Linked DNA regions of Homo sapiens: region 1 is linked to region 2. The links are chromatin loops, found by intact Hi-C in ENCODE. Cell type or tissue: CD4-positive, alpha-beta T cell. All regions are shown on one strand. Each heading gives the region's core, and the rest is flanking DNA. Links, peaks and the distances in the headings are about the cores only.

Region 1 (2,928 bases), core at 320-2,819, 490 kb before region 2:
ATGTCAGGTGGGATTGAAGTGGGAAGGACATGACCCGCTAGCTTTCTTCATTTGCATACTCCAGTCTCTTTCTAGTTCCCCTTTCTTTGTACTTTGTATTAGACAAGTGTTTAAGAATATGCAGCAAAAACTGAACTGTAATTTGTTTACACCCTCAAAAGTTATCTAAACAGAAAAAAATTTTAATTATAAAAAAATCTTAACAGTAAAATTTCAAACAACTTTAAAACACAAAATGGAGAAAGTAAAAGTTATCCATCATTCCACCCCAAAGATATTTTATTTACTTTAAGAGTTTAGCATACATAATTCAAAAAATACGCAAACTATATATTTTATATAAAATGAAATATATGTAAATTTTACAAGTTCCTTTTTCACTTAATATATACTATAGCTATCTTTTCATCTGAATTTATATTGATTTACCTCATTCTTTTAAAAAGCTACATAGTATTCCACGGCACAGGTGACGCAATGCTGAGTGCTGTCAGTTGAGCCTGATTCTCTTCTCTGTACAATTCAGCGACCTGAGTCTGAGTAAGGCGAGTGAGTCATGCCACTGAGCTGACGGCGCGACTCACTCAAGCAAAGACTGATTAAAGGTGCAGGAAGGCTAATTGCCCATCACCTCCTGCTCACCATCTCGGGCTGTCAGTAGGATTTCTTTTTACTCAATAATCATATAGACTAGATTTTCCTCATTCCAGGTTTCAAAATTCCCTGAAATCTAAGAATTTTGAAAAAAATCATAATAATACATGAGCATATTCTATCTGACTGTCCCATTTTGGGCTCTAACTTCTATGTGATGACACCACATTGGCACCAAACCCAAATATGCATGAAACGAAACCAATGGAATTCACGGAAAGCATGGGGGAGGGCACCGCTCTTACTTTCCATCGATATTTGTGGCTAAAACTGTCCACCTTAAAATATATCTTGTCAGATAATAATAAAATATATTTACAATACTGAAATACTTCCAGTTGGCCGGGCATGGTGGCTCATGTCTGTAATCCCAGCACTTTGGGAGGCCAAGGCGGGTGGATTGCCTGAGCTCAGGAGTTCGAGACCAGCCTGGGCAACATGGTGAAACACCGTCTCTACTGAAATACAAAAAAAAAAATTCGCTGGGTGTGGTGGCGTGCACCTGTAGTCCCAGCTACTCAGGAGGCTGAGGCAGGAGAATTGCTTGAACCCAGGAGGTGGAGGTTATAGTGAGCTGAGATCGCACCACTGCACTCCAGCCCGGGTGACAGAGCAAGAGTCCGTCTCCAAAATAAAATAAAATAAAATAAAAATTCTAGTTAACTGAGTCATATTTCCATTTTCTCTTACAATTATATTGTCTTTAACAAATCCTATGAAACAGAAGGTGAAACAGGGATATTTACTAGTAATAGACAGTAATACCGTCTTCTAAGAATTATGGGCCTTTAATTGTGGAATGAAATCAAAGTACCTTACCCAGGCAGCTCATACCTTATACAGCGGGCGCCGCACATCGATGGGGCAGTTCTGTATTACTTCATCAACAACATCTGAGATGGACTCCATAAAGTCTGGGTTGGCAAACTGAATTGTGTATCAATATAAAAGAAACATTACACATTTCTCTCAAATAGAACAACATGCACACTTCTTTAAAGTAACTTTAACAAATATACAATTTATTATAACTTAAAAGAATTCACATTGGAATGAAGGATATGTCAAATGAATCCCATGTGACTACAAGTGCGTGGAGCGGTGATGACACATTTCTCCTCATGAGGTAAAATGTATGGATTTAGTGAAGAAAAAATACCAACAACATCACAGACAGACCACCCCCACCCCATGAATACACAGTGATTCAGTCTACTAAGAGCAGTGGAGAGTATGTGCACGATCTATGTGACACGCAGTGAGAAACATGACTTTGACATATCATTTGACAATATTCGTATTATGAGAAAATTAGTATATAAGGAAAAAGAAATAGGTTCAATGAAAGATTAATTAAACCTGGTCTAGAAGATGCAGGGAAGTGTTTTGTTTAATGAGAAGGGTTTGTTTAACATGAAACAATCCACATGATAATCATGTTATTGAATAAACAGCCATAGATTCAATTCCATAAGTTAAATAAGCTAAAGTATAACAAATTCAACTCAATTACATTTCATTTGAAATATTTTAAAAAATCAAAGTAAGCTTGAATGTGCACTCTCAGAGGAAGGAGGAGGATATTCAGTTGCTCACCAGCTGTTCACTGGACATTTGACTGTTCTATGTCCATTTCAAATCAACATATTAAAAGTGAGCATTCACTAGATTATCATTATTATTTTATTATTCAGATTACTAGCGAGGAACACATTCTATGCTGTTTCTCTGTACAAAATAGTCATATACACATCTAAAAACAAACAGCAGTTTGTAACCCACCTACTGAATATAAACTGAATTAGCCAGGAATATATACCAAAATATAAATAAAATGCATTATATGTAAATCTTAAAATGTGCCTCTTAATTACTGCTTTCTGCAAAAGCACTAATAATTCCTTATGACTACTAGTTAAAATGATGACATTTCTAATTCTTAAGATTATCTAAATAATAGAAATGCTGGCCTTAGACAGAAGCTTTACCTAACTTGCAGCAGGGAATAGAGCAGGACCAACTGTCCAGGGTTAAAATTAGAAGTTAGGAAGGGCAATCACCAAAGATAGAAAGGTTACATATTATCCCACTCTTATGCACAGGCAACCTCCATATAGGCCTTGAGAGTAGCTACTTGTAATGCTGGCATGTGACCACCCACAACCCTTGGAGATTACTTTTAATTCTATTGTCATCTATTGCTCCTAAAAGTCTTCCTATTTGTGGTATAACCCATCCTTAACTATTAAAACAGATAACCAGCTCTACGGAGAG
Region 2 (2,928 bases), core at 224-2,723:
TCAGATTTTAGTTTCCTTATCTTTTGAATGAAGAAAATATGTTAGATGTTATTCTTTTTTTAAAAGAGAAAACTTGAGAGAGAACTATTAGGCACACTTTGATTTATCCTTTTAGTTTTAGCTGGGCTTCTAATACCTTTCTGAAGCCTTTCTGAGCTGTATTCCCCACCTCTTCCCCTTAACTCCCATCATGCCATGTGCTTACCAGCATCATCATTATTGTGTCCTATTTTTATTTTCAGTCTTTCATCTAGATCCATTAAACGTAGGGATCTTGACTATCTTTGTAATGACTACCATTTGAATAGAAATTATAGTATGTACTTGTTACTCAAAATTTTGTTTGGTAAATAACCATTCTAAATTAATGATATATTAACTCTGGAGCATAGATCGGAGGGGGCTAAATAAATGTCTTCTTTATTCTCATTAATTCTCATAATGCAATTTAATAATTCATGATGTGACATCAAGAGTTAGAAATTGAGTAGGTGAGGGCTGGGCACGGTGGCTCATGCCTGTAATCCCAGCACTTTGGGAGGCTGAGGCAAGCGGATCACGAGGTCAGGAGATCGTGACCATCCTGGCTAACACAGTGAAACCCCGTCTCTACTAAAAAAATACAAAAAATTAGCCAGGTGTGGTGCCGGGCGCCTGTAGTCCCAGCTACTTGGGAGGCTGAGGCAGGAGAATGGCGTGAACCTGGGAGGCAGAGCTTTCAGTGAGCTGAGATCGCGCCACTGCACTCCAGCCTGGGCGGCAGAGCGAGACTCTGTCTTTAAAAAAAAAAAAAAAAATCAAGTTGTATAAGTGAGGTGGACAAGTGAATCCATAGACTATAGTGTGTGAATGTAGATAGAGGTCATCAGAATAGCAGCTACATCACTACACTTAAGACGTTGAGCTAAGTGCTTTTCATGCGTTCTTTTTTTTTTATTTTTGGATCATAAAGACAGTTTTATACTAGGTGGTATTGTCTGTCTTAAATGACGAGCAAAGTAAAATTGAGATGAAGTTAAGTAACTTGCCAAAGGTCACATTGCTAGCAGATGGCAGAGCTAGAATGCAGACTCGGAACCATTGGATTCCAAGCCTTTGGTTTTAACTAACACAGCAGACACCTTTTGCTATTAAACTTTCTCATGTCTTAGAACCAATTTGTGTAGGATAAATTAGAGTCATTGGAGGTGGAAAAGTAAAGGTTTAAAAGAGGGTATGTTATGAACTTATTTAAGGGAAAGGGTTAGATCTAATTTATCTTTGCATCCCCAGAGATAATGCCTGGCACATAGCTGATGCTATTTAATGAAGTGCACATTGTCTTCAAGTTCTCTTAGGAATCTACTTACATGTGATTAGGTTCTCTTTTTTATTGTTGTTGTTGAGACAGGGACTTGCTCTGTCACCCAGGATGGAGTGCAGTGGTGTGATCTTGGTGCAGCTGCAACCTCTGCCTCCCAGGCTCAAGTGATTCTTCCACCTCAGCCTCCTGAATAGCTGGGTCTACTGGTGTGTGCCACCAAGGCCGGCTGAATTTTTTTTGCTTTTGCCATGTTGCCCAGGCTGGTCTTGAACTTCTGGGCTTAAGTGATCCTCCTGCTTCCCAAAGTGCTGGGATTACAGGCTTGAGCCACCACGCCAGGTCAATGATTAGGTTCCTTAGTATAGTTTACCACTGTACATGTGCCACCTAGTGGATGGAGATTATCCGTAGATAGTGGCTACAGATGAAATCGCCTTGCCTGTCCTTATCCCAGGGTTGCAGTTGTCCCCACCTTTCTGACTTTGGTGCATTTTGTGACCAAGTGTCATTGCCTGTATTTTAGGTCAGGTTCAAAGTAAGGGAAAAGATATATTAGGGATTTTATATTCAAGAAAAATACCACACTGAATTTTTAAAAATGCAATGTAATTTTTTAAATGTCTGCTCCAATTTCCACAGTTTGGCTTGCAGGCAGTTTGAGCTAATTGGACCTCATGAAAGGCAAAAACTCTGCAAAGTGGTGGAGTCGCCAAACCTGGACTGTTTTATTGGTTGAATGGCTAGCTTCTTTCTTTAGGCAAAGCATAGGATAGTATTCAAGAGTACATTTTTAATAATAAACTGGAGATAATTAAGTACTGGCATCAGGCATATTTCCTCAGATATCACTGGGTTTGTAGCCATTTCATCCAGAGCATCTCTGGATGACATCTCTGGTTGGATCCCTGGTTGACATCATTTTTATCCAGAGCAGTCTGTTTCACATTCTGCTGCCAAACTCTGACAATTGTTTGAAGACTAGGATTAGGAGAAGAGAGAGAGACATAAACACTCAGTTGTCCTGCCTTGACTTTGACAGATACTAAGATCTAACATAGTCTACCAAATGAAGAGTGACAGTTAAAGACAGCTTCTGTTATTACCTGAAGTATCAAATATTTAGTGATACCTTTTTTGTTGTTTGTTCCTATTTTGTGGCAGGAATTACTGCTATCTAGGAAGCAGTCATAGAGTCCTCTTTATTTGTTAAAGAACACAAGACTGAAACAACAAAATCTAAACCAAAAGTAAAACCAAAACTATCGCTCCCTACTGTTTCTTTAGCAGATCCAAGTTAGAATCATGGGCAGAGCCAGTAATAATAATAGCTAGAGGAGAAAAGAGAACAGGATGAACTCTGAAAGCCTGTCTTCTTACCTGCTTTATGGGATCAGATCTGGTGCCGATCCTATTTCTTAAAAAACAAAAAAAAAACAAAAAAACCCTATAGTCTGAATCTGTTTTTTTCTCTTTGAAATGCAGGAAACATAATTTCAAAAGGTTGTATACCTGCAAACCTACTGGCCAACCAGTAACATTAACGTTTAACTTTTCTATTTCCTTCTGGCTCTTATTTGAGGGAGAGATAGACATTGTCCTGCTTCTTTTCCCTTAGCTGTAAGCAA

What was found. A loop is a pair of places that touch in the nucleus more often than their neighbours do. Peaks named below come from ENCODE experiments on the same cell type or tissue, not always from the same donor. Only the 100,000 strongest peaks of a DNase experiment are listed, where the experiment ranks them.
Region 1: a loop joins it to region 2, with 5 times the contacts of the local background. A loop is called at or near these places in 10 of 110 quality-filtered maps.

Annotation. Positions count from the first base shown.
Region 1 is chr7:152,823,683-152,826,610 of GRCh38, reverse strand. It overlaps ACTR3B (actin related protein 3B), which reads right to left. Exons shown (of 12, transcript NM_020445.6): 9 at 1,489-1,581. Among named protein-coding and RNA genes, the nearest start is that of ACTR3B, 65 kb to the right of the region's middle. In CD4-positive, alpha-beta T cell, for the core only: no CTCF peak of the experiment used is centred there; no DNase peak of the experiment used is centred there.
Region 2 is chr7:152,335,726-152,338,653 of GRCh38, reverse strand. All of the region lies in intron 2 of KMT2C (lysine methyltransferase 2C), which reads left to right. Among named protein-coding and RNA genes, the nearest start is that of KMT2C, 99 kb to the left of the region's middle. RefSeq lists an enhancer at 1,426-1,665. In CD4-positive, alpha-beta T cell, for the core only: a CTCF peak has its summit at 1,699 (motif pointing left); a DNase peak (open chromatin) is centred at 1,683; H3K4me3 peaks cover 755 bases; H3K27ac peaks cover 798 bases.